2 separate regions of the Homo sapiens genome follow, and region 2 is linked to region 1. The links are chromatin loops, found by intact Hi-C in ENCODE. Cell type or tissue: dorsolateral prefrontal cortex. All regions are shown on one strand. Each heading gives the region's core, and the rest is flanking DNA. Links, peaks and the distances in the headings are about the cores only.

What was found. Hi-C counts contacts between places; a loop is a spot of excess contacts. Peaks named below come from ENCODE experiments on the same cell type or tissue, not always from the same donor. Only the 100,000 strongest peaks of a DNase experiment are listed, where the experiment ranks them.
Region 2: a loop joins it to region 1, with 7 times the contacts of the local background. A loop is called at or near these places in 3 of 110 quality-filtered maps.

Annotation. Positions count from the first base shown.
Region 1 is chr9:3,027,668-3,044,314 of GRCh38, forward strand. It overlaps the pseudogene CARM1P1. Among named protein-coding and RNA genes, the nearest start is that of LINC01231, 150 kb to the right of the region's middle. In dorsolateral prefrontal cortex, for the core only: no CTCF peak of the experiment used is centred there; a DNase peak (open chromatin) is centred at 8,555.
Region 2 is chr9:2,850,441-2,867,087 of GRCh38, forward strand. No RefSeq gene overlaps it. Among named protein-coding and RNA genes, the nearest start is that of PUM3, 15 kb to the left of the region's middle. In dorsolateral prefrontal cortex, for the core only: CTCF peaks have their summits at 7,351 (motif pointing right), 7,550, 9,532 (motif pointing right) and 9,743; DNase peaks (open chromatin) are centred at 7,341 and 9,561.

The DNA of each region.
Region 1 (16,647 bases), core at 6,277-11,276:
CAGCACCAATATCTGCATTCCAGAAAGTGGGAAATTCTGAAACCTAGGACAACACTGAGGGGCATGTTCTACCTCGGAATAAGCTGTTAGTGAATCAGTTGACGATGGCTGAGAAGAAAAGATACACACAAAATTAAGATGTAACATATTCATGTAACGTAACTAACAGGGAAGTGGCTTCAGCTCCAACCAGAAAGATTGGCTAGACAGGGAAAGGTTTTCTGATCCCAAAGTTTACAAAATCAAGACAGTGAAAATTTCTCTGTGTAACTGCAGACGTTTTTTCTTTGGAGATAATTATTTGAAAACTAGTTATCTATTATTCTGGGCTGGTAAAGTGTTGCCAGAAATTTATGAAAAATACTCTAGCTGAACTCCTCCTGTACTTATAAAGCAGGTATCTATCAATTATACAATGTGTGATTTATCACCGTAAAGCAACAAGAACACCATGTTTATAAAATACTGCACCTTAAATTGCTCCCTGTGTTGCCTATACACAGGTACATATACACATGTACACACACACACAACACACACAAACAAATACATAAATTAATTCTAAGAGGTGTAGTATAGAAGTATTCAGTGCAGAGGCAGAGAGCTCAGACTCTCTCTCTCTTTCTCTCTTGCTAGGTAGACAGATAGATAAAATCCACATGCATACATACTATATGTACATGTGTTATATGTTAATACCTATTTATACATGAGTACATGTGTGCATGCACACACCCATATAGATATCATATAGTAAGAACTTAAAAGAGTGTTAATTTAGGTTGGAAATTCTGTTTCATTTTGATAAAGGAAAATGGACATAAGTGTGAATTTTATCCAACTGGCCCCCAGGTCTCTACTGGGGATCTGTTTCTTTCACAATTACCCCAGGGTAGGATGGCCCTTTCTGAGTTTTTTCTTTGAAGATCTAGCATTGAAATTCATACCAGCACTATGGAAGGAAGCCAAGAAAGCCAGCTTTTCTTGGAAGGCTGCATGCCTCAGAACAACCTGAGCCAAGGGGGCCAGAGTGCTGGCGGTGAGTCAGCTCCTTATTAAAAAGATTTATTGATCACCTGCTGTGTGCTAGGCACAGGAGTAGGGGATATGGAGGATGGCTACAAACAAAATTAGAAATGAGACTTCCCCCATCAAGGAATATGTGACGAGGAGAGAGAGAGGAGAGAGAGAGAGAGAGACAGAAGAAACGGACACACACGAGAACTACTGCAAAGCAATACATTGTTACACACAAAATGTTTTTAGAATAATTTGTATTCAAAGATCCAGGGGACGGAGCTCTGTGTGTTCCATCAGGGAAGGCTGCTTAGAGGAGGTGAACTGTGAACCAAAGGAAGAAGGAGACATTTGGGTAGGCAGAAAGGAGGAAGGGGGACAAGGACTTGAGGCAAAGCTTCCAGCGGGGAAATTTGGAGTTCCTATGCAGGCAAAGGTGTAGCCTGATTTTCCAGTGTGAAAGAACTGAGATGCAGAGTTACAGAAAAAAATAAAGGCTAAACAGAAAGCCCAGTTGGTGATGTAATGTTAAATGTAAGGTTGGATTTGTCATTTTACGCAACTGGTAGCCTGTGTGGGTTTTTGAGAAGGTTCTGATGGCAATTTTAGCAGTTTTCTTTGTGCTGAACTTTGGTCCTGCCATGAATAGCATAGCTGACTTTATGATCACTTCCATCAAAATTCATTAGGTTGCAGCCTACATGAGGGAAGGAAGCCTGTTTCTGGCTTGCTCACCATTACCAAGGTCAGTAACTGGTGTACTCCAGAAAACCAATCATTCCCATGATGAATAAGAAAAAAATCCCCTATTAATTAATTAATTAGTTTATTTATTGAGACAGGAGTCTCATTTTGTCATCCAGGCTGGAGTGCAGTGGCACCATCAGGGCCCATTGCAACCTTGGCCTCCTGTGCTCAAGCAATCCTCCTGCCTCAGCTTCCAGAGTAGCTGGGATTACAGGCATGTGCCATCACACCCAGCTAATTATTTTTATTTTTTATTTTTTAGTAGAGATGAGGTCTCATTATGTTGCCCAGGCTGATCTCAAACTCCTGAGCTGAAGTGATTCTCCCACCTCAGCCTCCCAAAGGGCTGGAATACAGGTGTGAGCCACCACAACCAGCCACCTATTTAGTAATTAAAATTTAATATATTGTATTAGTAAAGGTTCTGTAGAGAGACAGGACTAATAGGATAGATGTATACATGAAGGAGATTTTATTGACTCACACAATCACAAGGTGATTGTGATTGTGTCTGCAATAGGCTGTCTGCAAATTGAGGGGCAAGGAAGCCTGTCTGAATCCCAAAACCTCAAAAGTAGGGAAGCTGACAGTGCAGCCTTCAGTCTGTGGTCGAAGGTCCAAGAGCCCCTGGCAAATCACTGGTGTAAGCCCAAGAGTCCAAAAGCTGAATAACTTGGAGTCCGATGTTTGAAGGCAGGATGCATTCAGCATGGGAGAAGGATGGAGGCCCGAAGACTCAGCAAGTCTGCTCTTTCCATGCCTGCTTTTATGCTGTCGGCTGATTGGATGGTGCCCACCCAGAATGAGGGTGGGTCTGCCTCTCCCAGTCTACTGACTCAGATGTTAATCTTCTTTGGCAACAGCCTCACAGACACACCCAGGAACAATACTTTGCATCCTTCAATCCAATCAAGTTGACACTCAATATTAACCATCACATATATATATATATAAAGCGCTTGGCGGAGTGCCTAGCACAAAAGAAGCTCCATCAAAGTACTGCTATTCTTTTATCCTCTTTATCTGCATCCTCCTCCTCCTCCTCTTCCTCTTCCTCCTTTTTCTTCATGAGTAAGCCAATAGAATACAGAGTACTCATCATGGTCTCAAATGAGTCCTGTCCCTTGGGATCCCAGGGCAGCTGGATATCACCATACAGATTGTGCACTGTACAACTCCAGTTTACAACACTCACATAGGCTATGAAGAGAATAGTGTTCCTTGGAACTATGTTACACAGCAGCCCTGTGCAGACAAGCTTTTCATGTCATACCCAACTTGGAAGCTCCTTTCATACTTCAACATCCTAGAATAACCTCAAAAACCCTTCCTGCCATCACAGCAGAAGGCAGATCAAAGAGTGGACAGAGCAGAAAGAAACTGTAACAGTGCAAAAATGAGAGAAGTAATTCCCAAGGTAACTGGTAGCTGCAGCAGCATTTTAAAAGTGTATTGGAAGAAAAGAACTCTCCTAAAGGGTTTGCAAAAAGGAAGAGTGGAGAGATCACTACTTTAAAAGCATGAACTTGAGTAACTACAGTCGAAGACACATAAAAAAGCTCTGCGATTGTTATAAAATCCCTGATTCAAGATCCTGAGAGGTGAATGGGGCATGCAACAGCACAGGACATGAGCAGACAGCACATGAAAGAATTCGTGGGTAATGTTGATCCAGGAAGACTTCAGGAGACAAACAAACTGAATTTATCAGTACTGTTGTTATAGGATTTATCAATTCTTTCTGGAAGTGAGATTAGCTGTTAGCATCTGAATATCACTTTTTATTATTTTAGTCTCAGAAGTATGTCCTATGATTTATACGTAATATAACAGAAAACAATTTGGAGAACTGTATGCTATTAAAACCATATGGAGGTTCCAGTAATTTACAAGAAGTCACTTTGTTATCTTCGTCTTTAAGGGCTGAGCTTAAAAATTCTATAACTAAAGACAGGAACAAAGTCTAGGTGGTCCCCAGGTGATAGCCCCGTTAGGATTCTGGTTGGTGGCCAGATTGGGTGAAATAAGTTATCTTACAGAAAGAGGTAAGGGTATGATTCATTTCTAAGTAGAAGTTAAAATAATGCTAACACATAAAAACATAGATTACCATATTTCTCACCTCGCTTGTAAATGACTTATCAAAAAACTATATATATTTTATTAGAATACCTTCTATTTAATAGAAATTCATCAGTGACAAGGTGCTATCTGCCATAAGCTGAACTGGACTACATTACAAACGATGGAAAGTGGAAGTTCTACCCCTGTGGCTGCCAAGGGACTGTGAGCAGATGAAAGGGCAAGGGGTGCTGGCAAAGGTAATGGTGATGCTGGATTGAGAATGCTGCAGCACAGTTGTGGGCTGTAGGAGATTAGCAGAAGTGCAAGGACTGAGCTTGTGTGGCAGTCCCAGGTGGGTCTGCTGTCTCTTTGAGCAAACACCCTGAGCATTCCAAAACCCTAGGAAGCAGTACTGCACACAGTGAGATGACAAATTGTCACTGCTGTGCCTCTCTTGCAGACAAGCTCACTCTGCCATGCGTGACAATTATTGGGGCACACGGCCACCTCCCTACTAGACACCACGTTCCTGGGGAGTGTGCAGCTGTGTCTGGTTCATTTTTTGATCTCCTAGAGTGCCTCGCTCACCACTGGGCCCATAGTGGAGCCTCACAGTGTCCTGAGTGATATACATCTTTTTCTTTTTTCTTTTCTTTTTTTTTTTTTTTTTGAGACAGGGTCTTGCTCTGTCACCGAGGCTGCAGTGCAGTGGCAGAATCACAGCTCACTGCAGCCTTGAACTCCTGGGCTCAGGAGATCCTCCAGAGTAGCTGGATTATCTCATTTAATCAACCAGTAGCCCTCTGTACTATGTATTGGAACTGTCCCCATCTCACAAATGAGGACACTGAAGATTAGAAAGATGAGGCAGCAGACGTTAAGTTACACAGCTGATTGCAGACATCCACAGGCTTTGCAAAAGGCCATCCCTTTTAACCACCATATTCCTCTGCTTCTAGATCAGGGATTGGCAAATTACAGCCCACAGGCCAAATCCAGCCCCTTGTCTCTTTCTGTATAGCATATTAGTCAAGAATAGTTTTCATGTTTTTTACATGGTTTAAAAAATCAAAGTAAGAATAATATTTTGTGACAAATGAAAATCATATGAAATTCAAATTTCAGTGTCCATAAATAAAGTGTTACGGTAGCACAGCCACATTCATTTCTACGCATATTGTCTATGGCTGCTTTCATGCTACAATGACAGAGCTGAGTGGTTGCAACTAAGCCCATGGCCCATGGAGCCTAAAGTATTTACTGTCTGACCCTTTACAGAAAAAAAATTTTCATCCCTGCTCTAGGTCCAGACGCACTAAGAGGCAGACATGCTCCTCTGTCCAAAAGTGAAGACAGATTGACATGCAAGGCTAGAGAAATCCTGGAGTGATGAGTGCCAGGACAGCTTACTTACATCCTATCCCAAAGGCCATGGCTACAGCCTGACCGCACCTGAAACCAGTGAGGCAGGCAGCACCAGGCAGTTGGCTCAGGCCATTTCTTGGCAGCGAGGATAGAGCTAATGGTAGTTCTGAAGGTCAATGAAGATGCTCAATAAACCATTGACTGATGTGGTCAACTTGCAAGCAATATGTGTCTTGCGGTTGACTGAGTTCTGCAGATGATATAAAATTACGTTTAGCTTTGAGTCAGCAACCTCCTTTCCCACCAAGCCCTCTGTAGAGCAGCTGACAAGTTGCAGAATTGACAGATTTGAGTATTATCACCCTGTGCTAGGGATGGTAATTGAGGAATGCCATAGCCAGGAGGCAGATAGCAGGAAGGGAGAGAGAGGTACAAGCCAGGTGCCTGCACAATCCAGTACCTGCAGGATGAGAAGGGCTCAGTTGAACCTTCTCTCTGCTCAGCCAAGAGAACCCAGTGGAAGCAGAAGGGAACCCTGAAGGCCAGGGTTTGGGGGCTCAGGTAAGGGGAAGAGATGGTCGCATGATTGCCCCGATATTTTATGGACCTCCTGCCGATGGTCAAGCCAAAGGCCACGCATGTCCTAGTAGGGGCTGGGACAAAGTGGCCACTACACTAGTTCATACCAGATGCTCCATACAGGAGGGTAACTCATGGTGATCTGGTACTCTACAGCCACTGTTCTGCACAGCTATCCTGAAAATGTGCAGTAATAGAGGGAAGAGAGTAGCAGAAACCACCTCCTTGGAAAACAAAATGGTACAATAAGTAAAACACAGGCTTTGGGGACCAGAAGCCCCAGGCTTGAGTTTTACCTCTGACACTACTACTCCTTGTATGATTATTGTTTGGTCACTTAATTTTTCAGATTTTTGGTGAACTTCCCTGCAAAATGAGCTAAGATAGTTAATATTATGAACTTCCCTATAAAATGAGTTAATATAGTTAATATTAGCTCATTTGTGAGTTATGTATTGTATATGAGTCAAGATTAGATTTGTATGCATATAACAACAAAAAGCTCCCCAAAATTATAGTAGATTAAATGAATTAGTAATTTATTTTTCTCTCTCATAACAGAAGTCCAGAATTAGACAGTTCAGCAGTTCCACAGTTATGCAGACACAAGGAAGGACAAGGCAAAGGCATACTTCTCCGATGTGCTTAGAGCACACTTTCCATCTGAGAGTGCCTGGAAGTCACAAAGTGACTGCTGCAGCTCTGGAAATCATGTCTACATTCCCGGCAGCAAGCAGCAGGAAGAGGCAATGAAGAAATGACATACCTTTTCTCTGAGTTAGCCTGTGTTAAGGAAATTTTGCAGAAACCCTACCCAACTTTAGCTACTGTCTTTACTTGCAAGGCTCACTGGGAGGTGCAGATTTTTAACTCCACCCATTGCCACACCTAAAAATATAGGACTTCTGTTAGTGTGGAAGGAGAGAATAGAACGGGGAGACAACTAGCAGTCTTGGTCACCACAAATGCCTACTTTGAGGGCCGCTGCTCTTCCCAAATGTCCTAGTGTACATGGAAGAACACTGTAAAGCTGAAGAGGGTCATGCACAGAAAATCATACTCCTTGGCTCCTCCTACAAGGCCCTTCATGACTGAGCCTCATTCTGCTTTTACTCAGCCCAGGTGTCTTCCTCTGGAAGCTTCCCTGGAGTTCCAGGTTGGGCTAAGTGTCCCTTTGCTGTGGTCTCACAATGCCCGCTGGACTTCTGTCCCATCACTCTCCCCATTACTTTGAAATAACCATCTATGCCTTTATCTTTCCCTCAAGACCTGCACTGAGCACTACGATAGCCAGTAGTCACAGGAGGTGACGGAGCCCTTGAAATGGGGCTAGTCAAAATTCACATGGGGTGTCAAGTACAAAATAAAATGTACTAGATTTCAAAAACATAGTAAAAAGAAAAACAATGTAAAATGTCTCATTAATAATTTTCTATACTGCTTTCATATTTAAATGATAACACTTTAGAGATACTGGGTTAAATGAAATATATTAGTTAAAGGAAGGTCACCTGTTTCTTTTGGTTATTTTAACATGTACTTCTGCGGCTTGCATTTATGGCTTATGTTGTATTTCTGTTGGTTGGAGTGTAAGCTCCTAGAGGGCAGGAACTAGGTTCTATTGATTTTTGTGTCTCTAGCATCTGCATGGTGTCCGTTTGGTGAGTGTTGGATGGATGAAATCATGCATAGGATAAAAGTCTTGGTGCCAATGTAGCAAAGGCAGGAAATAGGGAAAGAAGATAGCAGCAAAGGACAACAACCTGGCAGAATCAAATGGGCCACACAAGAGGCCTTGAGAAAGCTTCAGAAGAACCAGTGTGTCCCCTATTGTGCAGTGGCTGCTACACAGCCCCTGGAATTACAAGTGGCTTTGTTCAAATCCTGGCACTTCCATTAACCATCAAATGACCTTGACAAGAGATACTGACTCTGAGCCTCCCTCTTCATCTGTAAACCAGCAATGATTATAGCACTGACCCCATGACCTTTTGAAAAGAAATGAAGGGGATTATGTTGGCAGGATGCTTGGCATGGCCCCTGAAGCATAATGAATGATCAATACATGCTGGCTCTTTTTATTAGCTTTTATGGGCCTGTTGTAAAAGAAAAGCCATTTTTAAAAAGTTGCCCGCAGCCAACCAGCATTAAGTCATTTCCCTGCTGAATATTAAAACAGAATTTTTAATCTGAGATGACAAAAATAATTTGAGCTGGCAGATGGCATAGTGTTGTCACCCACTTTGTTGCTTGGAATTGAATGGATTATACATAAATACCGCTGAACTCTTTCCTTGTTTGGAAAAGCACCTGACTCCAAGATCTGCTGCAGTGCTCTGTAGTGTTGCAATGGCCTGGCACCCTAGTGCTGTGGCACGGCAATGCAGGCAACTGAACTGTTCATGTTGGCCAAATCAGTCAGGACAGGTGGCTGTGCTTTGTAACACACAATCTTCAAATCTCAGTGGCCTAGAACAAATTTACTTCTCAGTTATTCTGCCTGTCCATCACAGACCACTGTAGGGCCTTTGCTTCATGTTATCCTCACCCAAAAACCCAGGCTAGAAAGTGCCTGGGATCATGGACGCAAGAAAACAGGAACATGGTGATTCTCACAATGATGTGTAAAATCTTCAGCCAGAAGTGACACGTTGCTCTCACTCACACTCATTAGACAAAGCAAGCCATATGTCCGCGCCTAACTTGAGGGAGTAGGGAAGTGTAATCTCATCATGTGACTAGAAGAAGGAGACAAGAATGAATGCCCATGAACAGCTCTGATGACCGCCACTGCCTGAGTAGATGGTTTCACGATGGCAGAGAGATGATGCCACCCAGTGTCCCAAGATCAAATTCTGGTATGTTAACAAAATCCTCCTCAGTTTCACATCAATAGAATATAAAGAAATACAAATTTAAAGGATCTACTTATTTTTTTTTCAGAACAACTGAATTAGGCAGTATTTAAAAACTTCCAATGTCCAATTTTTATGAGGTTTCAGTGAAATGATACTTTCAAACACTGCTGGAATCATCATAAATCACAAAACAGAACATGTGTTTTGGGAAGCAATTTGGCAGCATGTAGCAGAGCAAAAAACAAAAAGTTCATATCCTTTGGCAGAGTTGTCCAACCTCTTAGGATTGATCTGAATGAAACCATCCAAAAGCTACCCCTCCCAAAGACGTCTATTTATTTATAATTTTCAAAGTTGCTACTACTAATTATAATAGAAAAAATATTATTTATGATAGAAAAAAGCAGAAACTATTTAAATGTTCTACTACAGGCGATTGGTTAAGCAAATTACAGGAATTCTCATGTGGACTATTATTTATATATTTTTGAAGTCATAAAGTCTAACAAACATGAAAATATGCTTATTATAGAGCATTAAATGAAGATGGTGAATATAAAATAACATTTAAATAATGATCACAACTATTCAAAAATGGATACAAAACAAAAATGCTGAAAATAATTAAACCAAAATGCTAACAGTGATATATTAGCCTTATTTTTATCTCAAATATAATAATGAAAAATAAACTTTAACATGGAATCGGAACAAACTAAAATGTATCTTCAGTTGAGAGGGGTTCTCTGAAGCAGCTGCTTGGGCAGAAGCTCTATTTAGAACATGGTCTGTCCATGAGAACAGGGATCTGTAATAGTGCCTTTTCTTAGTAGGTGCTCAAAAACAGTTATTGTATAAATAAAAGGAAAAAGATGAATAAAGAAAAAATAGAAAAGGAATAAATGAATGTTGAGCTGAGAACATGAAAGTCGAAGGGCCATCTCTCTTAAGACCCCTGAATAGGTAACATTAATCACTAATGAGAGAAGTCATTTTCAGGCCCAGAAAGAACAGCTTCCCAGGGTCAGTTCTGTATGGGCAAGAAGGTCTAGCGGCCACAAACCAAATGGAAAAAACTCTTCACCTCCTTGACATTACCTCTCAAAAATCTCCTCCACTTTGGTTTCCTTCTCCCATTCAACCATTCCTCCCTGGATTTTGCTCCTCCTACCCCCAAGACTGGTCCAGAACAGAGTTTGAGCTGAAAAGCTGCCTGTTAGAAAGAACAAGGTGTTTTCTCTTAACCAAAGAGAAAATGAGATAAGGGTGATCTTACTGTCACTCTGTGATCTTCCTTGTTCTTTTAATGATCTGCTCCAAACTCAGATCACTTAATGGAATGCCCAGGAAAGCCTGTAAGTTTTCCATAAGTTTCCTTATGAAATACAGACCATACTTAATTTAAATATACAAGACAGCCATGTACAGTTGTGCAGGATGTGCATTGCACAACCCTGGGACCATGTTTTTTTTTTATCAAAAGCATCATAGATTTATTTATTATAAATTCTTTAGCAAATGGCAGTGAATTCATTTTTCTAACAAAATCAGTATATCATAACTTTATGACAGATGAAAGAAAAAACCTGTCTTAAGGAAGGTTGGGTTTTTTCTCCCCAATTTGGACAAGGTGCCATGTGGACTATGATAGTCCTTGAGCACACCGATTAGTCCTTGCCTGTTCTTCCATGGTCTACCCTGGAAAGGGGTGGCATACTCAAGTCCTTCACGGTCACACAGGTGCCATAAATAGGTGAAGAAGGCCAAGTATGTGTATCTTTAGAAAGGAGGGAGGGTTGTAAAAAGCTACATTGGAGGGCACAATATGGAAATTTCCCAATATGGAAATTCTATAAGTGGACAAACAATATATTGTCTCATCAATAAATTATTAATAAAGAGTTTCCTTCCCCGAGGTGGGTTTAATATAGCACACTGCCTCTTCATACATGGTCAGTGGGACCATAGGATGCAATATACTCTCCTGAGATTCCATGAATCAAACTGGTTTGGAGGTATCACTACCTTATCTGGGAAGCATAGGGAGGTTTCTCTTACAAAGAGAAGTTGAGAGAGTTGTGGGAGGCACTTATCTGGTGACAAAGTGCTCAAAAAATGGAAAATCAATAAAATAAAATATTACATCCTTAGCACCCAGCACAGTACCTGAAGGGCTGGGAGTTCTAAACACTGAATAAATATTTCTTAAACTGAGTAACAGACAGTATAAACAGTTTCCCCTAGTTAAGTCTAAAAAAGAGAAGGACCCTCAGTTCCAGGAAATATCCACCCCTTTCCCAGAAAACTCATGAATAATCCACCCCGTTTAGCATATACTCAAGAAGTAACTATAAGTATACTCAGTCAAGCAGCTCATGCCGCTGCTCTGCCTATGGATTAGACTTTTTTTATTATTCCTTTGCTTTCGTAATAAACTTGCTTTAATTTTAGCCAAGAACAGAAAATTTTAATTGAACTAGAAGTTCTTTTCATAAGTAAAAATTTTTAAAATAGCTGTATGGTATTCCAAACCACCCATCGCCTGAAGATGAACACTTTTGTTGTTTTCAGTATATTGCTATTACGAATAATGATTTAATGTTAATAGTTTCTTAAATTTCATTTTGCTCATTTATGAATATGTTTAGGTTAAATTCCTAGAAGTCAGATCAAAAGACATACATATATATATATGTGTGTGTGTATATATATATATATATATATATATATATATATATTTTTTTTTTTTTTTAATTGTAAAATATATTGCCAGCCAGGTGCAGTGGCTCACACCTGTAATCCCAGCACTTTGGGAGGCTGAGGTGGGCGGATCGCTTAGGTCAGGAGTTCGAAACCAGCTTGGCCAACATGGTAAAGCCCCCATTTCTACTAAGTATACAAAAATTAGCCACGTGTGGTGGCAGGTGCCTGTAATCCCAGTTACTCAGGAGGCTGAGGCAGGAGAATCACCTGTGCCCCGGAGGTGGTGGTTGCAGTGAGACGAGATCACACTATTGCACTCCAGCCTGGGCAACAGAGTGAGACTCTGTCTCTGTCTGTCTGTCTGTCTGTCTGTCTCTGTGTCTGTCTGTCGGTCTCTCTCTCTCTCTCTCTATATATATATATATATGAAATTAAAAATCAGCTAGGCATAATGGTATTCCCCTATGCCCCATATGTAATTTATATATGTAACATATATAACATATATTATATATGTTACATATATAACATATATTATATATGTTACATATACATATATAATATATATAACATATATAACATATATGTTATATTATATATGTTATTTTTATATATAAAATATGTTATATAATATATAATATAAATAATATATAATGTTATGTATAATATATAATATGAATAATATATAATATGTTACATATAATATATAATATAAATAATATATATTATATATGTTACATGTAATATATAATGTAAATAATATATATTATATGTTACATGTAATATATAATGTAAATAATATATAATATATGTTACATGTAATATATAATGTAAATAATATATATTATATGTTACATATAATATATAATGTAAATAATATATATTATATATGTTACATATAATATATAATGTAAATAATATATATTATATGTTACATATAATATATAATATAAATAATATATATTATATGTTATATATAATATATAATATAAATAATATATTATATATTTAACATATATAATATATAATATAAATAATTTATTATATACATAAAATGTATAATATATAATATAAATAATTTATTATATATGTAAAATATATAATATATGTAATATCTATACACATTATATTTGGGGCATAGGGGACTACCACTATGCCCGGATCACTTTTAATTTTTTTTTTTTGGTAGAGTCAGGGTCTGCCTGTGTTGCCCAGGCTGGTCTCAAACTCCCAGCCTCAAGCAATTCTCCCATCTTGGCTTCTCAGAGTGCTGGGATCAAAGGCGTGAGCCACGGCACGCTGCCAGAACATTTTCTTTTGTTTTAATTTATTAAATGATATTTATTCCTTTCATGCTCCTAAGAGAGCTGAGAGATTTGAATGCATTTTGAAGAAGAAAGAGGGGGATACAAATGTTAATGCTGAGCACAGTGTGTCCTATAACAAATAACTATGTTCTACTTCACCTGGAAGCTAATAGTCACATGCAGCAAATTGCAAACTATAAAGATTCTCAAGTTCCACTAGTCAGCCACCCCAGCCTCCTGCTCTTGCTACTGTAATTGTTAAGAGAGTATTTCAAGGCAGCTCCAATACTTTTGATCATTACACTTTAGACGACCAGCAGATTAATCAACTTGTAGATGAGTGACATCCTTTCTTTGTAGCTCCTCATACCCCAAGTCATGTTTTTGTGAACTTTTCAAGCATTATGAGTTTTTTCAACTTTTGTTATGAAAAATCTCAAATGTACACAGTTAGATTAATATACAGAATCCTATTCCCAAGATTTAAAATTTGTTAAGATTTTTTTCATCTTAATTCATCTGTACTGCCGTGCCTTTTGGGGAATTTTTTTTTTTGCTGTACATTTTAAAGCTAATTCCAGACATCATGTTATTTTACCCATAAATCTTTCAGTAGAACGCATATTTTGTGCACTTGCTCAGCAGGAAACAGGGACCAGAGAAGATGGTTGCTATAATAAATACTGAGAGCAGAGAGGCATACAGCAGTCATGCTCCAGCTGGGTTTAAATGAAGTATGAGTTTTCCCTATAAGAGAAAAAAATTGAAAAACAGCTGCTAGAAGAAAAAAATTGAAAAACAGCTGGTAGAAAGTTGGAGTTTTTACTTTTTGCCTTCTTTTGTAATCGTCTGAAGCATAACTTCACATATACTCAATGAAATATCATCTATGATATGGAAAAGGGACATAAAACATAAACAGTTATAGCTTGTAATTCCAATTCTCCTCCCTCAATAATTAATAGAACAAGTAGACCAAGAACCATTAGGGATCAACCAACTTGACCCAACTGATATTTAGAGAAAACGCCACCCAACAAGAACAAAACACACATTCTTTTTAAGTGCTCATGGAACATTCACCAACATGGACCATATTGTGGGCCATAAAACAGACTCCAACAAATGTGAAACCATTAATATCGTACAGAGCATTTTCCCAGATCAAGAAAGAATTCAACTAGAAATCATAACCAAGAGATATCTGGAAAATCCCCAAATGATTGGAAATTAAACATCCCCAAATAATCCATGGATCAAAAAATAAATCCATAGGTCAAAGAGAAAATAACAATAAAAATTAGAAAATATATTGAACTGTATAGCAAGGAAACCACAACATACCCAAATTTATGAGATGTTGCTAGAGCAGAGTGTGGAAAGAAATGTCCAGCATTAAAGGAGTGCATTACAACAAAGGAAAGAATTTAACAATCTAAGCTTAAGTTAGAGAAGTGTAATCAGAGAAACAAAGTAATCAGAGAAAAGAAAATAACAAAGATGAGAGAAAGAATCAATAAGATAGAAAATGGACAAAATAGAGAAAAATGAATGAAACCAAAAGCTGTTTCATTGAAAAGATCAACAAAATTGATAAGCCTCTTGTTAGGCTAATCAAGAAAATAAAAAGATAAGACCTATTATCAATATAAAACATGAGATATTTGAAGAAATGACACCAATTCTATACAGTTCCCCAAAGATTAGGGAGCATGTCCCAGCTCATTTTATAAGGCCAATATTACTCTGATACCCAAGCCCCACAAAGGCATTAAGAAAACTACAAAGCAATACCAAATAAACACAGACACAAAAATCATTTATAAAATTCTAGCAAACTTCATCTAGCAATATGTTAAAAGGGTCATACATCATGACAATGAGGTTTAACTCAGAAATTCAAGGTTGTTTTAGCATTGAAAAATCCATATATTAACAGACTAAAATAAAAATGATATAATCATCTCTGTAGATTCAGAAAAAGCATTTCATGAAACATACATTCAAAGTAGAAACTCTCGGCAAATTAGAAATATAATAGACCTTTCTCAGCTTAATAAAGGGCATCTATTTTAAAAAAAACCTACAGCTAACACGAGGGAAAGTAAATACTCTCGAGTTCATGAAAGAGGCAAGGATGCTCACTCTCTTCTATACAACATTGTACATTGTACTAGAGCACCTAGCTGATGCAATAAGGCAAAAAAAAAAAAAAGAAAAAAAAGGAAGGAAGGCGAGACATACAGACAGGATAGGAAGAAAGTAAAACTGTCTCTAATCACAGCTGATATAACCACTTATGTAGAAACTTCTAGGAATCTATCCAAAAAATCATATAAGAACTAAGTGACTTAGCAAGGTTGCAGGATACAAGGCTAACACACAAAAAGATCAACTGTCTTTCCAAAGCAATGGATAACAATCGGATACTAAATTTGAGGTAGGAGGCTATATGATGAGGAACAGGATATTTGTGGGATCTCAAAGTGCTTTTGCACAGATTGCTTATGAGTTATGGCTAACAGGGAAAGAAGAGTAACTTTGCAGTGGAGGAACTGGAAAACATCCTGATCTGGTGATCAAAACCAATGAGGGGTAGATGGGCTTTGGTGCTCCCTGATGTGATATCCTGAGAAGGACACAATAGAACTTGGGTAGTTTTCTGCCTGGGGATGTGTAAACTAATCTTTTCATGAGGAAACCAGAAAAGAAACACAAATGGGGAATATTCTATAACATAACTGGTCCATATTCTTTGAATATATCCATGTCATAAAAGAAAGAAAAGGCTGAAGAACTGTTTCAAATTAAAGGAGACTAAAGAAACATGACAACTAAATGCAAGACTTGGTCCTGGGCCAGATCCAGTAATGGAGAGGGAAAAATATGCTATAAAGGCATAAATTGGGACCATTTATGAAATTGGACTATGGGCTATAGATCAAGCAAATATTATATAAATGTTAAATTCCTGAATTTGATAACTCTACTATGGTTACGTAAGAGAATATTCTTATTCACAGGCAATGCCCAATGAAGTACAAAGGGTAAAGGAATGTGTCATATGCAAATTATTCTCAAAAGGTTCAGAAATAAAATTATGTGATTATATATGTGCACACACACATACAGAGAAAGAGATAAACCCAATGTGACAAAACACTACACATTAATGAATCTATTTAAAGGGTATTCATAAGTTCTCTGTTATGTTTATGTAACTGTTCTGTAAGTTTGAAAATTTTTCAAATTCCTGAAGAAACCTTTCCATGACTCATAAGTCCCCAGAATGAAGTCTGCCGGTGTCTCTATTTGTTTTTGACAGTTAGTGAAACGTTGATAAAAGTTGGTTTTCCCATGTTCTTGATATCATCCCATATAATGACATGAGTTTTCTACGTTAGACGGCAGCAGCCAATGCAATGAAAGGTGAAGGGGAAGTCTGGAGGACATAGAAAGAGAAGGGGCCTTGTATTTTATTTTTGTCACCTAGGCAATTTTCTTAATATTTGTGAGCCTTAGTGTCTTTGCTGAAAAATGGGAATAATGAAATATACCAACCTCATGGGTCTGCTATGAGAATTACAGTGAGAGAGGGTATAAATGCGTACCTTTAAAAAGTATATAAAAATGATATCATTCCCAGACCATGTCAAGCCCCTGCTACAAGTTCTCCAAAGCTTCTCATCTCCCTCAAAACATAGCTAAAGTCCTCATTATGGTCCCTAGTGTCTCACCTGACCAGGCCTCTAGCAATCTGATCCTGTCTCCTGCCTTCTCCTCCATCCTTTGAACACATCTTGCTTCAAGGGCCTTGTAGTTCTGCTCCCTCTGTCTGGACCACCCTTAGCACAGATGCACACGGCTCCTCCCCATCCCCATTGTAGTTTTCTACTCAGATGTCATCTTATTATGAGGCTACCCCCTCCAAAATTACCTATATGTAGTACATTGACTTAATTCCCAGCTATTCTCTGTTTCTTATTCTGGTTTGTCTTTTCCACACT
Region 2 (16,647 bases), core at 5,252-10,251, 180 kb before region 1:
CTCCATGGCTGCCAGAGTCTACCCCTCACACAGCACAGGGCTATTTCTCCATGTGTGTTTGGGGAGTGGCTCCTCCATTGTTCCTATGGCCCTCTGCTCAGGAGGGGAATGTTAGAAGAGAGAGACCAGGGGGACAAAGTATAGTCTCCTGGGGGCTGCAGCAAGTACTCATCATCTCACTCCAGCACTATCCATTCTAAATTCACCTCATCCTTGGCTATTAGCTTGGCAGGTCTTGATGACTAACCTGGTCATGTGACTTAAACCATTGGTTTTACAGGGTCTGAGACTCTAGTAATCATAACCTCTAAGCCAAGGGTTGCTTCCTATGTTCATTTACCATTACAGTGGGGGCTAAGGAGAACTGAGAAATACCTAAGTGGATCGCCTAGGTTCTATATGTATTCCTCCATGTCTCAGTTGACCAAAAGCAGTCCTATCTCCTCTAGTTATCGGAGTTAATCACACTTGCCCAGATGGAGACGCCCCTTCTTACCTGTTAATCTTGTACACAAGGAGTCCAAAATGTCCAGGAGACACCCGTAGTTCAATGAAACTCTTGCTCTGTCCCCTGGCAAGAGTGTGCCTCCTTTGAAGACAAGGACTTCTAAACCTGCAGAGCCCAGAGTTAAGGCGACAGGAAACATGCATTTCCCCAGAGGGCCATTGAGAATAATGGTAAGAATGATGATTCCTGCTTCTTTCCCCTGGTTCCTTGACCCATGTATTCTTATTAGGAGCATAGCACTCTATGGAGATCTCTGATTTATTTATTCTGCATTCTGGAGGATAGCACCTCCTTTTTGTAGACTATTGCCTGTAAACTGGTACTCCAGCTGTGCCTTCGATAGGCCACTGCAATGTTCTATTGTGGGTTGGTTGCCTCTTGATGGAGCATCTGTGATGTCATCTGGGAATCACATGACCATGGGCTCACTTCTGCACCCACTTTGCTGTGAGTTGTGGCCCCTGTTTGGATGCTATGTTACATAGGTTTACATGCTTGTGGATCATGCACTGCATAAACGTCTGGATATTGATGCTGGCTGAGGCTCTGTGGGTGGGAAAGGCAAACTCATATTTGGAATAAGACTATCCCACTGAGGGGAAACTGTTGGCCCTTCCAGAATAAAAGGAGCCCAAATGTTGTCAAGTTGCCACTGAGTGGCTTGTTGGTCTCTTTAGGAAATAGGGCCATTTCAGGAGTGCTGCATTTGTTCCTGTTGCTGGAAGACTCTACATTTAGAGGAAGCAGCAGTTAGATTGGCCTTGGTGAGTATAAGTTCACGCTGTTGGGCACATTTGTAGCCCTCACCTCTGCCATTGTGTTCACTCTATTCATGTGTCCATCATGCCCAATGCTGAAGACTGACGAATGTCAACTGGCCACGATATTTTGTCTACTTAATTGTTCGATGTTTCTCCTTTAGTGGATGCTTTCTGATGGGTATTAGCACGTGAAAATGTTTATACTTTGTGTAAATTCTCATCTGACTCCTGGAAGCTTCACCAAAGTGGCCTGTGCCTGAATTTTTGTAAGATTTCTCTCCTGCCCTCTGGAACACATGTTTCTTACCAAGATTCCTAGCATAGCAGCCATGTCTTCATTTTATTGATGTAATGGATCAAATGTGATATTCTACAGGATGTCCAGATGGTCCAGATCTCTTCGGACTATATTAAGACAGAGGGTGGGCGAGCTAACATAGCCCTGGTGCAAAACTGTAAATGAGTATCGTTGTTCATTCCAAGGAATGTGAACTGTTTCTGATCTTATTTTCCATCTATTTTTTTCCATCTTTTTTACCATCTGCTGTGGCAACTCAGGCATTTCACCTTTGCTCAGCAACTGGGCACTGCTTTTACTAGGCTTTGGAAAGCCACATAGCAGTGTGTTTGTCCCATCCCTAGGGCCTTACCAGGGTGCTAAAAACCGTATCCCAAGAAAGTGACCCCAAGTCAATGCACTCTTGCTTGTTCACTTTTGTCTTCCAGCCCTTTGGTCAAGAACTCTCATAGTCCTGCCCCTGAGAACTCCCCAACTCTTGAAAGTAAATGCTGTAGGTAATTGTTGCAGGTCCTTTAGGGTACAATCTCTCTGTATCCTCATCAGGCCCGGTATTTCTCTGGGATTTGACCTCATTTATTGGCCTGGCAGTCAGGAGAGGCATCTGGGGTAGCTCTGGGTGGGGGAAGACGGCAGAAGTTGTCTTTCAGAAAGAGACCTCGTGTTGTCTTTCTGCAGGAGGGAAGTTTAGGTCTTAATAAGGCCCTAAAACAAAGATTCAAGTGCAAATGGCTTAGTCCGGGAATGTCTGTATGGGAATGGGGAGTGAGGCAGGGAACAGAAGATAACCAAAAAAGTGTTCATTGTCAAACAATTTAAGATTGTGGGCAACTGAAGATCCATCTTGTTAGAGAACTTTGGAAGCCAATGTAGTACATATACCTCAGAGATAGCCCACCCAAGGGGTCCAGAAGCTGGGGCATTCATAGATGAACTCCCATCAGTCATTGGTTGACGACTGCTTCTGAGGGTGGGTGTGGGGGTAGTATTTCCCTAATATTTCTGGTCTGCTATATGAGCATCAACGTGGCATCTAGTGGCATCAGAGAAACTTTCAGAAAAAGATCCATCTGCTGGCAGTGGAAGGCCAGACAACGTGTACTGAAGAGGCCAGGGTGGGGATTCGGACAGTCTACCGGCAGGATCCACTACAGGATTATTAACAGTGGATTATTTCAGTTTCCTCAGCAGACCAGACCAATGGGCTGATAGTAGGGAGTGAAAAGATAGAACAGATTTTATGAGCTTGTATAAAGGAATATTTTCAGGGATTGGTCTTAAAGACCCTTGTCTTATAAGGCAACCAGGGATTTTGGCCATTTAATGACTTCGGAGTTAGCCTCAAAAGAAATGTTATCCCACACGCATTATTCTTAATACAGTACGGAAAATAAGTATTCACAAGATCAATCTTTTTAAAAAAAGGATCTGGGGAAAGGTGGAATAAACACACTCATGGAATAGTAGTGTAACATACAGTCATGGGCGATATAATGCCATTTTAATCAACAACTGTCCACATATACAACAGTGGTTCTACAACATTATAATGGAGCTAAAAATTCCTATCACCTAGTGATGTCATTGCAGCCATAATGTCATAGCACAATTACTTAAAAAATTAATGTAACCTAAGTGTACAGTGCTTATAAAGTCTACAGCAGTATACCATAGTGTCCTAGGCCTTTCCATTCACTCATCACTCACTCAATGACTCACCCACAGCAATTTCCAGTCTTGCACTCAATTCATGGTAAGTGCCCTAGGCAGGAGTACTATTTTTTATCTTTTGTATCATATTTTTACTGTACCTTTTCTGTTTACATATGTTTAAATACACATATACTGACCATTGTGTTGCAATTGCCTACAGTTATGTAGCACAATAACATGCTGTACAGGTGTGTAGCCTAGGAGCAACAGGCCATACCATATAGCTTAGGTGTATAGTAGGCTGTACCACGTAGGTTTGTGTAAGTGCACACTGTGATGTCCACACGATGATGAAACACATTTCTTCTTCTTTTTTTTATTTTTTTTGAGACAGAGTCTCACTCTGTCGCCCAGGCTGGAGTGCAGTGGCGCGATCTAGGCTCACTGCAAGCTCTGCCTCCCGGGTTCACGCCATTCTCCTGCCTCAGCCTCCCAAGTAGCTGGGACTATAGGCGCCCGCCACCACGCCCGACTAATGTTTTGTATTTTTAGTAGAGATGGGGTTTCACCATGTTAGCCAGGATGGTCTCGATCTCCTGACCTCGTGATCCTCCCGCCTCGGCCTCCCAAAGTGCTGGGATTACAGGCGTGAGCCACTGTGGCCGGCCGAAACACATTTCTAACAACACTTTTCTCAGAATGTATCCTTGTCTTTAAGTGGCACGCAACTGTACCTCAAACTCCAGACTTGCTCGTTTTAGCCATTCTGTCCTTTTCATAGAGATGAAACAAAAAATAAGAAATAATGGAAATCAAGAAACATTACCTAGGAATTAATGAAAAAAAATTAAAAGTACATTCTAACAGTTTGTTCAAATATTTCCAGCAGGAGCTTTTGAGAAAATCTCCCCCAAGTCTGATAATCAAAAAATAGAAGCATGAGCAAATAATATACTGAGGCATTAATTCAGTCTCATTCTCATAGCTGTAACAAAAAGAATGAGAGGTATTTTCCCTTTTCTTCACCCCTTGGCTCATCAGCAAGACAGAACAGACTTTAAAAGAAAAGAATATAAAAGAAAGATAAAGGAAAGCCGGGCTCCTTGAAGAATGGACCTGAGATATCCAAGAGGGAAAGCATTCCAGGTGTCAGGGAGCATTGCAGGTGGTGATGGGACTGCAGTGGAGGTGGAAGTGGGGGGTGGGAGGCAGGACTCCCACAATGTAGAGGAACACAAGGTGGAACAGAAGGGAATGCCTCTGAGGGTCCAAAGGGCTTGGGGAATGAGCATTTCTTTGACAATCACAATGAACTAAAGATTAAAGACTCTGTTCCTTGATTTTTTTTCTGGCAGCTAAAGCCCTGTGGGACTCTTCATGATGCATGAGACAGGGAGGGACTTCTAGAGACACTACTGAAAATATTCCACCACCTCTAGTGGGTGGCAGCTTAGCCAAATCTTTTCAATTTAGGAAAAAAAAAAAAAAGGCTGATTCTTGCAGCAAATTCATACCTGCAACAGAAGGAATAACTAAGACATACCCTATACTTAAAAAACCCCCGCTTTTTTGCAATTATGTACTGAGAAGCACCACACCTGGGAGGGCAATGAGTGATATTTTGCCAGGTTTATGGCTGGAATCATCCTCCCCATGACTATTCTCAGACTTTGTCCATCAGTGTAGGTGCCTAGACATTCTCAGCAACCTAAGAAGATTTAATTTTCCCCACTCTTCTTCTGAATTATTTTCTACTCTCTAGAAATTGACATGCGAACAAGAATGGGTACATATGACCAAGGAGAATGGAGATCTTTTAAAGGTATATATTTGAAAATAATGAGAAAGGATGAAGAGAAAGCAAAGCACAAAGGTCAAGAAGATGAAACAGAAGAGGAGGATGAGAAGAGTAGAAAAGGGAAGTGGAGGAAAAGGTGAAGAGTAGAAAGGCAGAGGAAGAAGAGAGGGAAGAGAGGCTAGGCCAGGTGCTGTGGCTCATGCCTGTAATCCCGGCAGTTCAGGAGGCTGAGGTTGGAGAATCACTTGAGGCCAGGAGTTCAAGACCAGCCTGGGCAACATAGCGAGACCCCACCCATCTCTACGAAAAATTTTTAAAAGATTATCCAGGCGTGGTGGTGCATGCCAGTAGTCACAGATTCTTGGGAAGCTGAGGCAGGAGGATCACTTGAGCCCAGTTTGAGGCTACATTAAGCTATAATTGTGCCACTCCATTCCAGCCTGGGCAACAGTGCAAGACCCTGTCTCAAAGAATGAAAGGAAAGGAGGGGAGGAGAGGGGAAGGGAGGGGAGGTGAGAGGAGAAGGAAGGAAGGGAGGCAGGGAGGGAGCGAAGGAGGGAGGGAGAGAGTCTTAGCAAATACTATATATGCTTGAATATACAGAGCTCCTCTCTTCCATTAGTTGAAGAAGCCCCAATAGTATATTTCGGCCAATTTGGTTAACTAAATTTTTATAGACGTAAGTGTACTAGGCATATGTCTCCTTATAATATTAATTTATGTAGTGACACAGACACATTTAAAATCACTTTAAAAATAATATACAAATCTATAAATATTGCTTGTTCTTACTTTGACATTTCATTTAGTAAACTTTGTACATTCATTTTTGACAGAAGTATCTTTGTTATCAATAGAGCCACTTTTTGAGTCATCCTATGCTATTTTCAGGAAGGACATTCAACATTAAGGTTTATAACTCAGGAATGATGCTTTGATGCTATAAGCAGCAGAGAAACCTGCCATAGCTCAGAACATACCTGAGAATCATCCAGTGACCCTCACAGGCCAGGAGAGTCCAGGTGGGACAGATCTCACAACAGGCACAGTAAAACAGAGTCCATCTAACAGGTAGATTGGGATCTCATCATGGCAGGAAATATGAGTCTTTTATTTAACAAGCATTTGATTGCTCCATGACTGGCATTTTTTTTTAGACACTAGGGAAACTTTAATAAGAAGCAAAGATGACAATCTCTATACTCATGGAGATTATGTTCTAACAAGAGGAAGAAAACAACAAAAATTAATAAGTAAAGCACATAAAAATTTAGATAGTGATAAATACTATGGAGAAAAATAAAGAACGGGCCACACAGTCTCTGGGCCCTTGAAAGAAGCAAGAGAATGCAGAATGCGCCATGTTAGTAACTGGAGGAACAGTGTTTTAGGCAGAGGGAACAGCAAGTGCAGATGTCCTGAGGCAGAGCCATGCTTTGTTTGAAGAACAGCAAGAAGGTCAGTATTGTTGGTGAGGGTAAGTGGAGAAGGAGATGGGTTTAGGGGGTTATCTGTGAGCCTGATTACAGTGTCTTGGATATTGCGAAGACTTCTGTTTTTTCTCTGAAGGAAAGGGATTGTGAGCAGAGGGGTGGGTACGATCTAACTTGTGGTTTTACAGTATCATTCTGGCTGCCATGTGGGGAATGAACTTAGCGGGGAAAATGTGGAAGAAGGTAGACCAGTTAAGAGACTCTTTCAATAATCTGAGAAAAAGTGCTGGTAGCTTGGACCAAGAAGTGGGCAGTGGAAGTTGTAAAAAGCAGTAAAGAAGGTGGGGAAAACTAGCAGAGCCCACATGCAGAGCCAGAATCAGAATCATAACTGTTGAGTCAAGGGCAACTTGACCAACATATGAAAGAAAACCCAGGGTCAGTGTGTCAGAAACCCCGGGAATCCACTAACATCAACATCACCTGAAGCCTGCAGATATCACGCCCCACTCACAACCCTACAGCCCTGATATCTCTTTGTACACCTTGTATTTGAAATGATCCAGGCATTATAAAAAATGAAAATGCTATTTTGAGGGAAGAGGGACCTTTACCATTATTGAAGCCTTGAGAATTGGAATTCAAATTGCCAATCACTGTCTTCTGCTAAACATTTCTAAAAAGGAGACAAAAATGTGATTCCACAGAACACTGAGCATTATCATTCATTGAATCTGTGAGATTTGTGAATTGACAAAACTAAACACACGCAGTGGACGGAAATGGGGAAGAGCTATGCGCTGATACTTTTAAATGCCACTGTGTTTCGCTATGAATGTTTCTAATTACAAGACAAACAGAAGTGTGCACCGGAGGAGGAGCATCAGCCACCAGATGGCACTATTTCCCTGAAATACCCAATGGTACCCAAAATCACCAGGATGGCATACTCTCCAGGATTCTGCAATACTCTCCAGGCTAGAAAGGAGAGTCTTTCATTATTATTAACATCTCTTCTAAAGTCAGGGTCTAGAACCACAGAGGCAAAGGTTCTGTCTGTTCTGAGGCAATTCGGTTCCCCTGGCACAGGATGGCCTGAAGGATTCTGTTTTTCCCAACAAAGCTCTCAAAAGAGTTTAATGCAGGAGCTCTTAATCCCTATGGCAGTCTGGTGAGACTTCTGAACTCCTTCTCAGCATTGTGATTTTAAATGCAAAAAATAGGATGCGTAGGATTGCAACGGAAGCCAGTTATATTGAAAAGCTGCTACTGGAATATTTAAGCAAATGCAAGACATAGTAATATATGTGCTTTTTTATGAATGCAGTAAATAATAAAAGCCAGAGGCAGGCCTCCTATCCATTGTAATCTTGAAATAGCAATAAGCAAAAACAATATCTCAAAATATCTGCAACAACTATAATATGATGTTGTGGCTTAACAATCATATTTTATAAACTATAATTTTACTTAAAAGTTAGTAAAAAAAAATAAAGGTGTATTTTCTTTTCCCTTCTCTCTCTCTCTTTCCCTTCCTCCTTTCTTATGTTCCTTTAAAAAATATTTTCACTGGCCAGGCATGGTGACTCACGCCTATAGTCCTAGCACTTTGGGAGGCCGAGGTGGGCAGATCACCTGAGGTCAGGAGTTCGAAACCAGCCTGGCCAACATGGCGAAACCCTGTCCCTACTAAAAATACAAAAAATTGGCCAGGCGCAGTGGTGGGCGTCTGTAATCTCAGCTACTTGGGAGGCTGAGGCAGGAGAAGCACTTGCACCTGGGAGGTGGAGGTTGCAGTGAGCCAAGATCGCGCCATTGCACTCCAACCTGGGCAACAGAGAGAAAGTCTGTCTCAAAAAAAAGAAAAAAACAAGACAAACAAACAAAAACAAACAAAAAATTATATATATAATGATTATATTATTATAATAATATATTTAGAATATATATATTTATATATATATAAATATATATATATTTAGAAACTGTTTCTGTCCATGAACCTCTTGATTTCTGTCCATGAATCTCTTGAATATTGGAAGACCCCAAGTTAATAACCTTTGGTTCAGTGCCTTTTTAATGACTGTATCATACATTTTTGCCAACTGAAGAAAGTAAAGCCTCCCTCAAGCTGGCCACACTCAAAGAAGAAATGAGTTAAAGAGATTTTTTTTTTAAGTTACATTTTTTTTAAAGAAAAGATCAGGTGCAGTGGCCCACACCTGTAATTCCAGTGCTTTGGGAGGCTAAGGTGGGAGGATCACTTGAGGCCAGGAGTTTGAGAGCAGCCTGGCCAATATAGCCAGACCTTGTTTCTACAAAATATTAAAAACTTAACCTGGTGTGGTGGCTCATGCCTGTAGTTCCAGCTACTTGAGGTGCTGAGGCACAAGGGTTGCTTAAGTCCATGAGATCGAGGTTACAGTAAGCCATGATCACACCACTGCACTCCATCCAGCCTGGGCAACAGAGTGAGACCCTGTATCTAAAACAAAATAAAAAACAACTTCCACCCCCCAAAACCATCTGCATTTTATACTGTCTCTCTACAAAATGTTTGTTGTGGGTCATGAGCAAATTTCTATTGCTATCAAATAGAATACACATATTTATATATATATGTAGCTAAATATTTATATATATATATAGCTAAATACTCTAGAGACTGGGATAAACTATAAATATAAATATAAATATATGAGGAAGAGAAGAATACGTGTTAACTAACTTTCAATAGTACAAATGAAAGTAATTTTGTTATTAATAATTTAATTTATTTGTAAATTGTCTCACTTTCTCATCATGAACAACATGGGTAAGAATATTAATCATTTTACCTTTGTGTCTCATGGCCCAGGCAAATCAAAGTTGTAGTTTACTGAGATAATATGCAAATGAGATCATGGAACTGCTGCTAGTGGGACTTTTTTAATCTCATGGGTAACAAGAGACTGCAAGCAAGAACTTCACATCCTTTACATTTTCTAAGATGGGAAGAAAATAAACTCTACAAACTGCATATTGGGGAACTCAGTCTTCGTTCCCAAGAATGTACGAACCTGGAAAGAGACGCTGATCCCAGTAGGTGGCGCCAGCAAGCAGTCACCAAGGACAAGTCCCAGCACAGTCACTCCACTCTTTTTCTGGAGCTTACTAGACTGGAGTGGCGTATTAAGAGGATGTGTGAGTCCCCTGAAAGGTGTCTGAGGATCTTGCTAATGGTATACTTTCTCACAAGTGAAGAGATGTATGCTAAGCACAAATTAGGTGAATTCAGAACATTTAAAAATAAATAATCAGCCATTCTCGTATCTTATTAGTTTGTAAGATCTGCCATCTTCTCCTTTTTTCTGTGGGAAACCAGTCTTCTAGACTCACACTGGCATATGAACTTGTTTTCATCAAATGAGTTAATAGGAATGGGAGAGTTGATTTAGGAAATTTTGGGCTACATTGAGGGAAGAAGTTGAATGTCTTGAATCAAAGAGATGATGCATTTACTCTCTTTTGGGTGAGGCAAACCAACCTGGAAAGTTGTACTCTGTTTGGAAAATCACATTTTAAAATTAGATACAGACAAATTGGAACACCTCAAGCAGAGAGTTAAGGATGCTGACGATTCAGGATATGTATAGGAAATAGTACAAAGGATTTGAGATGTTTCAACGTGAGAAGGAGCGTGGGTCATGACAGGGAGGGGGATAAAGCGTGTTGCTCACAGGTTGGGGCTGACACATAGAAGACTGTACAATTTAGACAGTAAGTGCAGTCACTAGTCTAAGACCACAAACGAAGGGGAAATAATTAGGTTCAACAGCAGAAGAGCATTCAGTCACAAATGTTCTAAGAGGAAGATATGTTAGCATCTCTAGTAGTGAGTTCTAATTCATCAGAAGTATGCAAGCATAGGCAAGCCCCAGTTACACCTTTTATGGATTTGGGGAAGAAGATTCAAGTATTGGATTAGTGGTAGGTAAGGTCAAAGTTTCTCATACACCAACTAGTCTAGGGATTGATGGTAGTTTATTCAAAAATTTTTACTGGCTGGTGCGGTGACCCACGCCTGTAATCCCAGCAATTTGGGAGGCCAAGGTGGGTGGATCACCCGAGGTCAGTAGTTAAAGACCAGCCTGACCAACATGGTGAAACCCCATCTCTACTAAAAATACAAAAAATTAGCTGGGCGTGGTGGTGGGAGCCTGCAATCCCAGCTACTCGGGAGGCTGAGGCAGGAGAATTGCTTGAACCCGGGAGGTAGAGGTTGCAGTTGGCCAAGATCGCACCATTGCACTCCAGCCTGGGCGACAACAGCAAAACTCCGTCTCAAAAAAAAAAAAAAAAAACACCTTTTTTTTTTTTTTTTACTATGTTCCTGGAAAGAAATAGGCAGCATGGTTCACAAATCTAAATTTATTCAATGTAAAGGGCTATCATTTATTCTAAAATTATTTACTTCTTACTTTGTGAGGGTGACACGCCTTTTCTTTGTATGAAATAATTGTTGGTGATAGATTGTAGTATGTTTGTAAATATACCTTACCTGTTGGAATAAAGTTTGGAAATACTCTATTGAACTCTCTAATTTTTATTGAAATATAATAATAAAAATTGAAATGTAAAAAATTAAAAGGTCACTTATCTTAGTGATCTTTAGGCTCCTTTCGGTCCTGAGATGCTGTAATTCTAGGCACTAATTATTCAGCATCGTTAAGGAGTGAGAGTCTCTTCCATTTGATTTGTCTTCCCAGTCAGCCTGGAGTGGGGCTGGCACATGTTAGGCCCTGCCTTCCTTGCGCACTCCTTCTATGCTCATCACTGTCTGGCTTCTCTTCACACTTTTACCACATAAGTGTGTATCCCTAAATACTATCATTTATGCTTTGCGTGTATTTGGCCTTTATAAGAACAAAATCATAGAAAACGTGTCCTTTTGTTTCTGTTCTCTTTTGCCCAACACTTGAAAAAAGAAGATCGATCTGGATTGTCGTGGATAGCTTTTATTTTGCGGCGAAATATAGCCAGAATATAGCACATTTATCGATTTTACTTTGATGGACACCTTTTCTACTTTTGGCTATTTTGAATAATGCTTCTCCAACATTCTTATTCATATCCCCTCATGCAGAGTAGAGAAGAACTGATAAGTAGAATATTTTATATTAAATATAACCTTTGTGAAAATCAAGTATCCTTTCCATGCACAACGACTGGCCCAATCCTTATTGCCCAAAAGGGACCCATGATTGAAATTCTTTCAGCCTGTTCACAAAACCAGGGAACACATATCCAAAAGTATCAAGTATGTTGTTGGAAATATGAAGAGGTCAATTTGCTGATTTTCCCCCTACTTCAGATATGTCTGCCTGAATTGGGTCAGTCTCTCTCTCTCTTTTGTTTTCAGGGTTCAGTTGTTTTTTTTTTCTTTTAATGCTTATTTGGAAAATGACTAGCATATACGAAAAAGGTACAAAAATATACAGCTTACTGAATTAGTGTAAGGTGACCATCTGGGTAACTAATGCTCATGTCAAGAAATAAACAACATTTTCAGCACCCTAAAAGTCCCCACAGGAGTCTCCTGGCTGTTCTTTGCTCTTTACTTTTGTATTGAATCTTCAACAATTAAACATAGATTTATCTGGTTTCATTCTTTTCTCTCCTTCCTCTTCCCCCTAACTGCTTGCTACTAGGAAGTCTTTTTATCTAAATTTATTTTATAACAGCATACTTGCTTATGTAATTCCTGTTACTTTCTTTCAGGCTCAAAAAATCTGGTATTATAAAAAAATTATTCTCTCAAATTTTTTTAGTAAAAAATGTTTTTTTCTACATATTTAATAGGGTAGAAAAGAGAATGGAGAATAAATGAACTTAATGGATCATTCAGAGTAACTTTACATGTCATGTGAATTTAAACAAGATGATTAAACCAGGAGAGCACCAGAATGCCACCATGCCTTCAGCTTTATCACAGCTATGCCAGTCTCATTATTGGTACTGGTCACCTCTTCCTTCTCTCCTCCCAAAGTTTCCTCCCCTATTTGGTAATATTTGGCCTCTTTTCTATATATACCAAGTACACTTATTCCTTTTCTTCTAAGTTTTCTATCAAGTCCCCATTTCAGATATTACACTAAAATCTGTATCAATGATAAGACCCACATCTCTCCCAATGATACTTGCATTTAAATAATTATCAAAAACATCCAACGGAATTTTATAAGCTCTAAATAGTATTTATATGCAGGCTTTATATGAAAATATTGATGTAACTTACCGTTAAGAAAAATGGGGTAAATTTTGCAGAAGAGAGACCTATCCCATGAGTCAACCTTTAGGAATGCTACACTGAAATATACAAGCTGAGCATCCCCAAGGAAATCTTGATAGATACAAAGAATATGGAGATTAATCATTTTATTCTCTCAAACAATGTCCCAAAAGACAAGAGAGAAATCTCTTAAACATAAGAAATCACACCAGGCCTAGTGGTAAAGAAATTTTAAATATAAATCATATTAATACACTTGATATTGTAAACATTTCTAACAACAGGGAGGCAGGAGTGTGATATGGCTTGGATCTGTGTCCCTGCCCAAATCTCATGTCAAATTGTAATCTCTAATGTTGGTGGGGCGGGAGGCGGGGGGCGCTGGTGGGAGGTGGGTGGACCATGGGGGTGGATTTCTCGTGAATGGTTTAACGCCATCCCCTCGGTGCTGTTCTTGTGATAGTGAGTGAGTTCTTTCAAGACCAGGTCGTTTAAAACTGTGCGGTACCTTCCCCCTTACTTTTTCTTGCTCTGGCTCCTGCCACGTAAGATACCTGCTTCCCCTTTGACTTCTGCCATGACTGAAAGCTTCCTGAGGCCTCCCCAAAAAGGAGAAGCCGCTATGATTCCTGTACAGCCTGTAGAAATGTGAGCCAATTAAGCCCCTTTCCTTTATAAATTACCCAGTCTCAGGTATTTCTTTATAGCAATGCAAGAACAAATGAATACAGAGTGGAAAGGATCTACACAGGGAAGATTTGGTTAATGATATATTGATGATATCAAGAGCAACATGTATAAAGAAAATGTGGTAAATATACACCACATGGAATACTATGCAGCCATGAAAAAGAATGAGATCATGTCCTTTGCAGGAACATCGATGGCACTGGAGGCCATTATCCTTGGCAAACTAACAACAGGAACAGAAAACTAAATATTGTATTCTCACTTATAAGTGAGAGCTAAATGATGAGAACACATGGATACCTAGAGGGGAACAACACACACTGGGGCCTCTTGGAAGGCAGAGGATGGGAGGAGGAAGAGGATTGGGAAAAATGACTAATGGGTACTAGGCTTAATACCTGGGTGAAGAAATAACCTGTACAACAAAACCCCACGATACAGTTTACGTATGTAACAAACCTGCACTTCTTCTCCTGAACTTAAAAGTTAAAAGAAAAGTTACATAAAAAAAGAGCGACATGTAAAGCTAGTAACCAGGAATCTCAGAGCTGCTGCTTCTTGATTAGAAGTCCCTTTTAAATTCGTCAGATCTATGTAGTGGGTTCTAGTAATCAACTTAATCACCTTGGGTATCCTTATCAATTGGAACTTTTTCCCTCTGGCTCCTTCCTAACAAAAATCTAAATAAAATGATAAAGATTTGTGGAAGGAAGCCTAGGCACCAGCTTGAGATGGCCTAGAGGAAGCAAGATTCTTCCTGGTATTGTGGAAGCCATACCCCATCAACCCTACTTCTGAGGGCTGCTCTGCCTTACCCCTTCTGTTTAGGTAACCCATGTGTTTGGCCACTGACGCTGGTCTGGCCCATCTTTTACCAGGTCCTTCACATAAATTTGGAGGTCAATACATTTCATTAAGAGGAGGTTGAGTTTCATTTGGAAAGCTGGAGAAAATATATTTTACGGAGGATCTTTCCATTTTAACTGTTAAAGCCCACATCTGCTCACTCTTGTGTGTTACTTGCACAAGACCTCTCTACGCATCATCATCCACCTGCTCCAGAGTTGCCAAACAACTGGATTTTGGAAATTAAACAAAACATTAACTACTCAATTATTCAGGAAAGTTTCATAGTATTTCAGGAAATGGTTGTCAGACTTTCAACCCAAGAAATTCATGGCCAGTGTGCTAGTGAATAGAGCTACAAAAGCTTTATTAAAAATTTTTAGCTCTGAACTACATCCGACTGATGGTAACCAGAGACCTGATCGGAGAAGCTTAAACAGATAAGGGGTATATGTTTTGATATTAAAAAAAAATAACAGAGGTAGTCAGGATAAGGCTTGTATGGTGACCACTGCCATCAGGAATGCAGACATCTTCCTCCTTTCTGCCTCACCATCCAGAAGGCAGCCACTCTTCTTGCAGTTTAGCAAAGCCTGAACAATGTGAACAGTTACAGTGAGTTCCAGAGTGGGAGGATGGAGAGGCTTTGCCTTTGAGGGCAACAAGAGAGAAGAGTTAAGGAATATTTCCCCTGAAAGAGAAGAGGTTGGAAGTCAATGGATGCCACATATTTTTGTGCATATTTCTGTGTAGATTTCTGGATGATTAGTGGATCAAAAGGATCTTGATTCATATTTTTAAATTGCTCTCCAGGGAGGTTGTAAAGCAGCAGTCCATGAGAGCGTCTATCTCACTGCCGCTCCTTGGTGATGCTTGCCCTCATCTCCCTATGTACCCCATGCACTCATGCCTTCTCTCCTGTTTTCTATCAAGCCTCAGTTTCATGTATTACACTAAAATGTGATCACTGATAAAAACTGTAACTCTTTTAATGGTATTTGGATTTCAACAGTTGTCGCAGACATCCAAAATTGACCATTGTAATTGCTTTACCTCATTTCCAGTTTGGGATTAAAAACAATATTTCATTGCTTTATTTTATTTTAATGTATTACTAGTAAGTGGATTTTAAAAATATTTATTGGACTTTTGCATTTCTGCTGGAAATTCTCGCCCATATCCTTTGCATATTTAAAATGTGTAGTGTTAGGGTTTTGTTTCATTTCCAATTTACGCAGGCTCTTCTTGTGTTAAAGATATCAGTCCATTGTCTACCATATTGGTTACACACTGATCTTCCAACTCACTGATTCATTCTTCAATTATATTCATCCTATTATTTATTCCATCTCTCATGTTCTCTATATAGAATAGTATAGCTTTCACTTGGTTCCTTTTTGATTTCTTCCTCTTGTTTCATGTATCTAACATCTTTAATCTTAAACTTTTTTTTTTTTTTTTTTTTTTTTTTGAGATGGATTCTCGCACTGTCCCCTGGGCTGGAGTGCAATGGCACCATCTCGGCTCACTGCAACCTCTGCCTCTTGGGTTCAAGCGATTCTCCTGCCTCAGCCTCCCAAGTAACTGGGATTACAGGCCCCCACCACCACACCTGGCTAATTTTTTTGTGTATATATATATATATATATATATTTTTTTTTTTGCATTTTTTGAAACCCCATCAGACAGGGTTTCACTATGGTGGCCAGGCTGGTCTCTAACTCCTGACCTCGTGATCCGCCCGCCTCGGCCTCCCAAAGTGCTGGGATTATAGGCATGAGCCACCGCACCCGGCCAAGCTTTTTTAACATTCATTTTTTATTCTTATTTCCACAATTCTGCTGTAGATGAAATAGGAAGGGAGCATCTGTGTGAGTTTAGGTGAGTCAGAGGAGAGGGGAGGGATGAGCCCCAGGTGGAGCCCTGGGTACCCACAGAACCACTGTTGATCTGTGCCATTTGCTGCCAACTCACTATGCAGCTTCTCTGGTCAGGGTTGCACCATTAAAAACATAGGAAGAAGGGGCCCTATGGGAAGGGAGACTCCCCTCTTCGTTGTCAGCAATAGCTCCGGGATTGAAGGAGAGCAGAGGATTACTCAGCCTTGTGTCTCTTTTCTTTCAATGTCTTGTTCCTATAAGGCTTAGTGCCTGCATCCAAACCATCCTGTGGACACTGGCAGAGGAAGTGTGGACAATTGCAGGATTTTTTGCAGTAAAGAGTCAGTTGCTCTCACACAGTGTCTAATTTACATTAAACATAATGGACACATAGTTCTTTTTAAAGTGAAAAGATGATAGAAAACAGAACACATAAAACATAAAAAGAAAAAGAAAAAGAGTCAATTGGTGGTTGCCCCAAGTAACCTAGGGAAGAGGCCTGTGCAGAA